3 separate regions of the Homo sapiens genome follow, and all the other regions are linked to region 1. A link is a loop called in an ENCODE intact Hi-C map of the cell type or tissue named here. Cell type or tissue: HCT116. All regions are shown on one strand.

Evidence for each region. A loop is a pair of places that touch in the nucleus more often than their neighbours do. Peaks named below come from ENCODE experiments on the same cell type or tissue, not always from the same donor. Only the 100,000 strongest peaks of a DNase experiment are listed, where the experiment ranks them.
Region 2: it touches region 1 in a loop (4-fold over the local background); 14 of 110 quality-filtered maps call a loop at or near these places.
Region 3: it touches region 1 in a loop (14-fold over the local background); 13 of 110 quality-filtered maps call a loop at or near these places.

Annotation. Positions count from the first base shown.
Region 1 is chr6:144,012,627-144,015,126 of GRCh38, reverse strand. It overlaps a transcript of PLAGL1 not described here. Among named protein-coding and RNA genes, the nearest start is that of PLAGL1, 5.6 kb to the right of the region's middle. In HCT116, a CTCF peak has its summit at 1,514 (motif pointing right); a DNase peak (open chromatin) is centred at 1,536.
Region 2 is chr6:143,672,288-143,674,787 of GRCh38, reverse strand. It overlaps a transcript of PHACTR2 not described here. Among named protein-coding and RNA genes, the nearest start is that of PHACTR2, 4.4 kb to the left of the region's middle. In HCT116, no CTCF peak of the experiment used is centred here; DNase peaks (open chromatin) are centred at 947 and 1,687; H3K4me3 peaks cover 1,617 bases; H3K27ac peaks cover 2,044 bases.
Region 3 is chr6:143,512,430-143,514,929 of GRCh38, reverse strand. LOC105378035 (a long non-coding RNA gene) reads right to left here. Exons shown (of 4, transcript XR_007059796.1): 1 at 2,154-2,500; 2 at 1-1,936. Among named protein-coding and RNA genes, the nearest start is that of FUCA2, 2.0 kb to the right of the region's middle. RefSeq lists an enhancer at 2,250-2,500. In HCT116, a CTCF peak has its summit at 1,376 (motif pointing left); no DNase peak of the experiment used is centred here.

The sequences.
Region 1 (2,500 bases):
AGTTTGAACTAGCTACGTCATAGCCATACATGGCTTATGGGTACTGTATTGAACAAGGTGATTCCAGAAGTTTTATAGTTCCTGCTTTTTATTTAGGTCTGAGATTTCACTTGATTCGTTTTTTGTGAATGGCGTGAAATGCATGTAGAAGTTTATTTTTTTCTCTATATAGATAACCAGTTCCCACACCATTTATCTCTTTCCAATGGAATTATGTTATACCTCTGTCAAAATACCAATAGATCTAGGCTGGGGACAGTGGCTCACACCTGTAATCTCAGCACCTTGGGAGGCCGAGGTGCTCAGATCACTTGAGTCTAGGAGTTTGAGACCAGCCTGGGCAACGTGGCAAAACCCTGTCTCTACTAAAAATACAAAAATTAGCTGGGTGCCGTGGCATCTCTCTGTAGTCCGAGCTATTCTGGAGGCTGAGGCAGTAGAATCACTTGAAACTGGGAGGTGGAGGCTGCAGTGAGCCGAGATCATGTCACGGTACTCCAGCCTGGGCGACAGAGCCAGACTGTGTCTCCAAACAAACAAACAAACAAAACCCAATAGATCTTATGTGTGGGTCTATTTCTGGACTCAATACACTATTGTTTTTTCTTATGTCAGTACCCTGCTGTCTTTTGTCAGTACCCTACTGTCGGTACCCTTATGTCAGTACCCGACTGTCTTTTTTTTATTTTTATTTTTTTGAGACAGAGTCTTGCTCTGTCGCCTAGGCTGGAGTGCAGTGGTGCAATCTTGGCTCACTGCAACCTCCACCTTAAGGTTAAAGCAATTCTCCTGCCTTAGCCTCCTGAGTAGCTGGGATTACAGGTGTGCACCACTATGCCTGGCAAATTTTGCATTTTTAGTATTGATGGGGTTTTGCCATGTTGGCCAAGCTGGTCTTGAACTCCTGACCTCAAATGATCTGCCCGCCTCGGCCTCCCAAATTGCTGGGATACAGGTGTGAGCCACCATGCCCAGCCATTACCCTATTGTCTTGATTAGTCTAGCCTTATAGTAGGCGTAAAAATCAGATAGCATAAGCCTTCCAACTTTGTTTTTCTTTTTAAGATTATTTTTTCTCTTCTAGGTTCTTTTCATTTCCATATAAAGTTTAGAATCAGCTTGTCAATTTCTATAGCAAAGCTGACATGGATTTTGCCCATGTCAACTTTGACATGAGGACTGACTGATGACCCTCGAAAATATTTGTGTCCTAATCTCTGGAATCTCAGAATGTAACCTGAGTTGAATAAAAGGGTCTTTGCAGATGTGACTTAAGTTACGGATCTTGAAATGAGGAGACCACCTTCAGTTATTTCAGTGAGTCCTAAGTACAGTGACATCTACCCCTATAAGAGAGATACACACAGGAGAAAGCACATGGCACGCACAGAGAAGGCGTTGTGAAGATGGAGGCAGAGATTGGCATGCTGTGGCCGCAAGCCAAGGAAGCCGAGGAAGCCAGGGAATGGCAGTGGTCACCAAAAGCTGGAAGTTGTGAGGAAGGAATCTCCACTAGAGCCACTAGATGGCGCCTGCGGCCTTTGCTGATATCTTGATTTCAGACTTCTGGCCTTTCGGACTCAGAAAATAAATTTCATGTTTTATGCCACCAGTTTGTGGTAATTTGTTATGGCAGCTATAGGATAAAATATAGCCACTATCTGGCTAAGGAAGTTCCATTCCATTCCTAGTTGTCATTTTTTTCAGGATGGGGTGTAGTTGTCAAATGCTCTTTTTGCATCAATTGAAAATAACATTTTCCCCCTCCATTATTTTGTTAATGTGGGCATAATCTGTATGATTGTCTGCCCATGTGGTATTAATTTTAGCCCCATCATAGCTGTTACCCCTGGTAACACCTGTTCCTGAAAGTGTTGGGTCCTGACACATTGTATCAACCTATAGATGTGTCAGCATGAATTTTCTTGTTCTGCATTTGCTGAAGAAATGTTAAGAAGTCATTCAATAGTCTGCAGAATAAAATGGAATCTCCAAATACTTAGAGAAAAAGTGTGATTATGGAATTTGTCCTGAGGGGTTCTGTCTACTACAGTGACCACGCTGGCAACCCTTGGGTCCAGTTTGACCTGGAGAAATACTTCATGTGGCCTCTGCAGTGTTTCCAAAATTAGAAGATTTTATATTAAAATGTTAGATAGCATACTTCCCTTGAAAATTATGCAGATGTGGCAACCCTGCCCTGAGTTCAAACATGGCAGCCATTGGCCTGAGCTGAGCATCTGCCCCTTACACAAAGAATGTCCTTTTCACTTTACCACAGTCCCATTGTTCCTCACTGTTTTAAACTTTGTAGAGATTTGAGTTTGCAACCCCTGCTCCAGAAGCTTTGCTAGGGCATGCTGTAATGCCAAAGCATGCGTCATTGAGGGAAAGCTCAGGAGAAAAAGAGTGTGTCACAGCTACCAGGTCAACATAGTCATGTTCAAAGAGACCACTGTGGAAATAACCTAAAGATAAAAAAGGATTTCATATAGTTCAT
Region 2 (2,500 bases), 340 kb after region 1:
GGCAGCCAAATCTAGCCTGGAGCAGGAAGAAGAAGGAACCTTCCTCAGAACACAAATGCCATGAATACTAATCCTGGAGGTCTCTGCCTTGTCCAGATGCTGCCAGCTGTGTGAGGATTCATTTTGAGACACCAGATGTTAGGGGTGGAGGAATTATGATGGGAGGGAAGGGTTAGGCAGAGTCCCAAGAGATGAGATGGTTGATCAGAACAGCAGTGACCTGGGAGGCAACAGTGGTTGATAGTGGCCATATACAAGCAGATGAAGATTACATTAATTTACACCCTTATTTCTAGATTTGACCATAGACACCCTGTGAATTAGTGACATTTCCTTGGCTAATGGGAATTGTAGCAATAGAAAAATTATTTCTTAATGGGAAGGAAATGAATGAAAACTTAGCAGTTTTCCTAATAGTATACTAAAAACGATATGCAAAAGTTGTTTTAACTATTTGGGTAGTTTTTACTAGAAGATCTTCTGGTTTTTAAAAACTTTGTATGTCTTCAAAACTTGGCTACATTTTGTAAGAGTCAGCTTACTTAGAAAAATATAAAAAGCAAATGGGAGCTTTACTAGATAATATAAACTCAGTGAAAACTCTGTATATGTAACTAATGTTTACTTTGTAAAATGTTACTCTATGGTAAAGTTGCAACTAAATGGCTACTATATCTTAGATTTTAACAATTCTGAGAGATGCTGGTTTGAACAGGATAATGCTAACAGATAAAGGAAAACTTTTGTTAAGGAAAGAATTACAACTTTGCATATTCTAGTTATATTAAGCATCAGTAGAAGACCACATTCCACAAGTATTAGAACAGGAAACAAACCTGAAAGACAGGCTTTTCTTTCCTATTGTTCTCATATTTTCATGTGATTTATTTCCTGAGTTTTCCTTCTTCTGCTTGCTCAAGCTAAAAGGATTAACAAAATACCTTGCCTCTGCCTCACCCTGCGTGAGTCTCTGCAGAGGCGGGGTGTGGCTCACGTGTGCTTGCTTAGTGAGTGAGCCCCACAGTTGGAAGATTTATGCTGGAAAATAAAGACCTCAAGGGGTGGTGCTGGAATTTCCTTTTCCAAAGACATTCTCCCTACCCTGGGAGGAAAAGCGTCTGTAATTTTGCTCTACTTCATTTCATAAGCAAAACAAAGTACTCATCCATAGTATTAAAACTCTAAAAACTGCTATAAAATGAATAATCTTTAATTTATTGACCAAAATCTAAAGAGAACAGTCCTTAAAGACATCTTTTATATGACTGCCCAATTTACACAAAATAATTGCTTCCAGTAAGGCCCAAATCTTTGTTTTGTTAACCATCACATCCATCCCTAGAAACTAACAAAATTTGCCTGGCAAATAGAGGGTACTGAATACATAGATGATAAATTAAAAATAAGCATTTATGTTATCTCCTTAATGGTAACTTCCAAGTATGGACAAAAAAAAAAATCTGGGAATACATGTAAAATTTTGGTAATAATATAGAATGTTGACTCCATAGCAAGAGAATATCGAGTCTGTCTGTGACTGTAAATTTTCTTTTGTATGCCCCTCTGAAATAATCATCTACTCATTCACCTAGAATTGACTGAGGACTTCCCATGGGCGTGGTACCTCTAGCACATGGGCATAAGGATAAGTGAGGTATGGACTCTCCTGTGGCGGAGGTCATAGTATGGGTACGGTGGAGGGTGGGTGTTGCAGCCTACAAATACATGATCCTAACAGTGGAGGAAGAGAAGTTTGTTCCTCCAGCTGGGAGTGGTGACTCATGCCTGTAATCCCAGCACTTTGGGAGGCCGAGGTGGGCGGATCACCTGAGGTCAGGAGCTTGAGACCAGCCTGGCCAACATGGTGAAACCCTGTCTCTACTAAAAATACAAAAATTAGCCAGGCGTGGTGGTGCACTCCTGTAATCTCAGCTACTTGGGAGGCTGAGGCCGGAGAATCACTTGAACCTGGGAGGCGGAGGTTGCAATGAGCTGAGGTTGAGCCATTGCATTCCAGCCTGGGCAACAGAGTGAGACTCTGTCTCAAAAAGAAATAAATAAATAAAAATAAAAATAAAAAAGAAGAAGTTTGTTCCTCCAAGTGCTAGGGATGCCCAGTAGGTTAGTACAGAGAAGGCTCTGAACTTTAGCAAATTACTAAATCCACATTTTTGCCACACAGAGGTGCTCATTCATTCTGAAGGTGCCCTAAGATTGTGAAGTGCTTCCTGAATTAAAGAAAGATTAAATTCTAATAGTAGGTGGTCAGAATTAACTGTATTTGTTTGTTTATTGCTTGCAGCTTTTTTTGTTTGTTTTTTGTTTTTGAGACAGCGTCTTGCTCTGTGGCCCAGGCTGGAGTGCAGTGGTATAATCATTGCTTACTGTAGCCTTGAACTCCTGGGCTCAAGCAATCCTCCCACCTCAGCCTCCAGAGTAGCTGGGACTATGGGTGCCTGCCACCATGCCCAGCTAATTATTTGTAATTTTTTTTTTTTTT
Region 3 (2,500 bases), 500 kb after region 1:
GCCCTTCAAATGCCTTATACATGAGCCATGTGTACCTGCAGAACCCAGGGTTTCACTCAGATTTCTGGATCCCCTATCAAAACCTTTAAATACACAGTTTAAGCCTTATGAGGTGTGATTCTATTGCTCAGTTAGCAGTAGCTTTAAGTGCAAAGACTAGCTTTGTAAGGCATTACAAACGTATAAAATGTGAATGGAATCTACAGCAGGCAGGTCTTTCCCTAAAGGACCATGTTCTAAACGACTTCATAGATTTATTTCTTTCAGTCATTTAACAAATATTTTTAAGTAGAATCTCTTCTTCCTCTTCACTTTCAGATAATACTATTTACTATTCCTTTCAAATCCTATAGCAATGGTTCCCAACCTGGTATATTAGGATTCTTATGTGTCCTGAAGGGCACTAAGGGAGGTCTTTAATATATTTTCAGTATTTCTTACAGAAAATAGACTTTTATGATAAGGTTGTACTTACCAGTTAAAAACATTTCTTTGCCTTCAAGTGAAATGACAAATGACCCAAGTGGCATCCATACAGATCTGATTACCACTCTTTAACTGAAATATATGGAAGTGTAAATAATTCATAACATGATAAAAGGGCTTTGGAAGATGGGCGTTTCTGCTATGTGGTGTTCACATGGGGAAAGGATGCCCACTTATGAGAGGACAGGGTCCTGCTGCCGCTGCATTGTCACCACAGTCATGTCTACTCTCCCTATGGCAGTTCACAGTATCATTGTCACTGTGAATATTGTCTTTTGCACTTATTACACAAACTTCTGATTAGAGAGGATGTCAAGGCATAGTGGCTGAGAAGCCCATATTTTTGTTCAAGTGTGCCCCAGGGTTCAGTGGCCACTGAGGCCCTAGATCATTCTGGGTTCCACAAACTCAATAATAAATATTTGTCAGCCCAGGCACCGTGGCTCATGCCTGTAATCCCAGCACTTTGAGAGGCTGAGGCAGGAGGATGACTTGAGATCAGGGGTTCAAAACCAGCCTTGCCAACATGGTGAAAATACAAAAGTTAGCTGGAGGTTGGGGTCTGTAATCCCAGCTACTCGGGAGGCTGAGACACGATAATTGCTTGAATCCCCGGGGGTGGAGGTGGCAGTGAGTCAACACTGTGCCACTGCACTCCAGCCTGGGCAACAGAACCAGACTCTGTCTCAAATAAAAAAAAATTGTCATCTTTATCACAAACTGGAGCTATTGCAATTGGATTCGTTGAGCCCTTTCCTCTAGAACACCCTCACTGTAAAAAAACAAAACAAAATTGGGGACTCTTACGGTGGAGCTGTGGCCCCGGGGGGCCATCTGGCATGTCATGGAGAGGAAAAATGCCCCTACACCTGCAGTGACAGCGCCCTCTGCTGCTCCCATCTCTCTGCAGAGATGGGTTGGGATAATGCAGGCAACAGCCACTTAGTGTCAAGTTCTTCACTCAATAATTAGAACCCCAGTTCACTGGAGAGCTTCAACAAACATTTTGAGTGCTGCTTTTCTGCTGTAATTGTAGGCACTACAGAAAAGAAGGTCATTATGAATGCCCTCAAAAAGCTCACAGTCTGATGGGAAATCAGACCTGTACCACCTAGCTACTAGAGGATGCGTGAAATCCTATGTGTGCTTGGAAGGAGGTGTTATGAAGCAGATCAGGGAAAGTACAACATTCTGGGAGGGAAGGGTGGTGGCAGAAAGCTTCACAAAAGAAGCAGCATTTGAATTGGCTCATTGAAGGGTAATGATTTCATGGGGGCAGAAGCAGTTGAGGATTCTGGCTTTACTTTGAAAACACTTACGAGGTGGAGGAGAGGCTGGGCTTGGTGGCTCATGCCTGTAATTCTAGCACTTTGGGAGGCCAAGGCGGGCAGATCACCTGAGGTCAAGAGTTTGAGACCAGCTTGTCCAACATGGTGAAACCCTGTCTCTACTAAAAAAGAAAAGAAAAATACAAAAATTAGTCTGGCACAGTGGCATGTGCCTGTAGTCCCAGCTACTCTGGAGGCTGAGGCAGGAGAATCCTTGAACCCGGGAGGCAGAGGCTGCAGTGAGCCTAGATCATGTTACTGCACTCAAGCCTGGGCGAGAGAGCGAGACTCTGTCTCAAAAACAAACAAACAAACAAACAAACAAACAAACAAACAAACCAAACAAGAGGTGGAGGTGATAAGCTTCCCAAATATCCTTTTGATTAATCTTTCCAAGTTGCTGGCCTTTTTTCCCAAGCTTGCAGGTTTCTTAAACATTCATTCCACTGGTTTCACCTGTCTCAGATCATCTCCTTGTTCAATGCAGTGGTTCTCAGGAAAGTTTGGACCACCAATCAGAAACATCACAATTTTGTTTTCTTTCTTTTTTTTTTTTTTTTTGAGATGGAGTCTCACTCTGTAGCCCAGGCTGGAGTGCAGTGGCACCGTCTCTGCTCACTGTAACTGCCTCCCGGGTTCAAGCGATTCTCCTGCCTCAGCCTCCCGAGTAACTGGGACTACAGGCG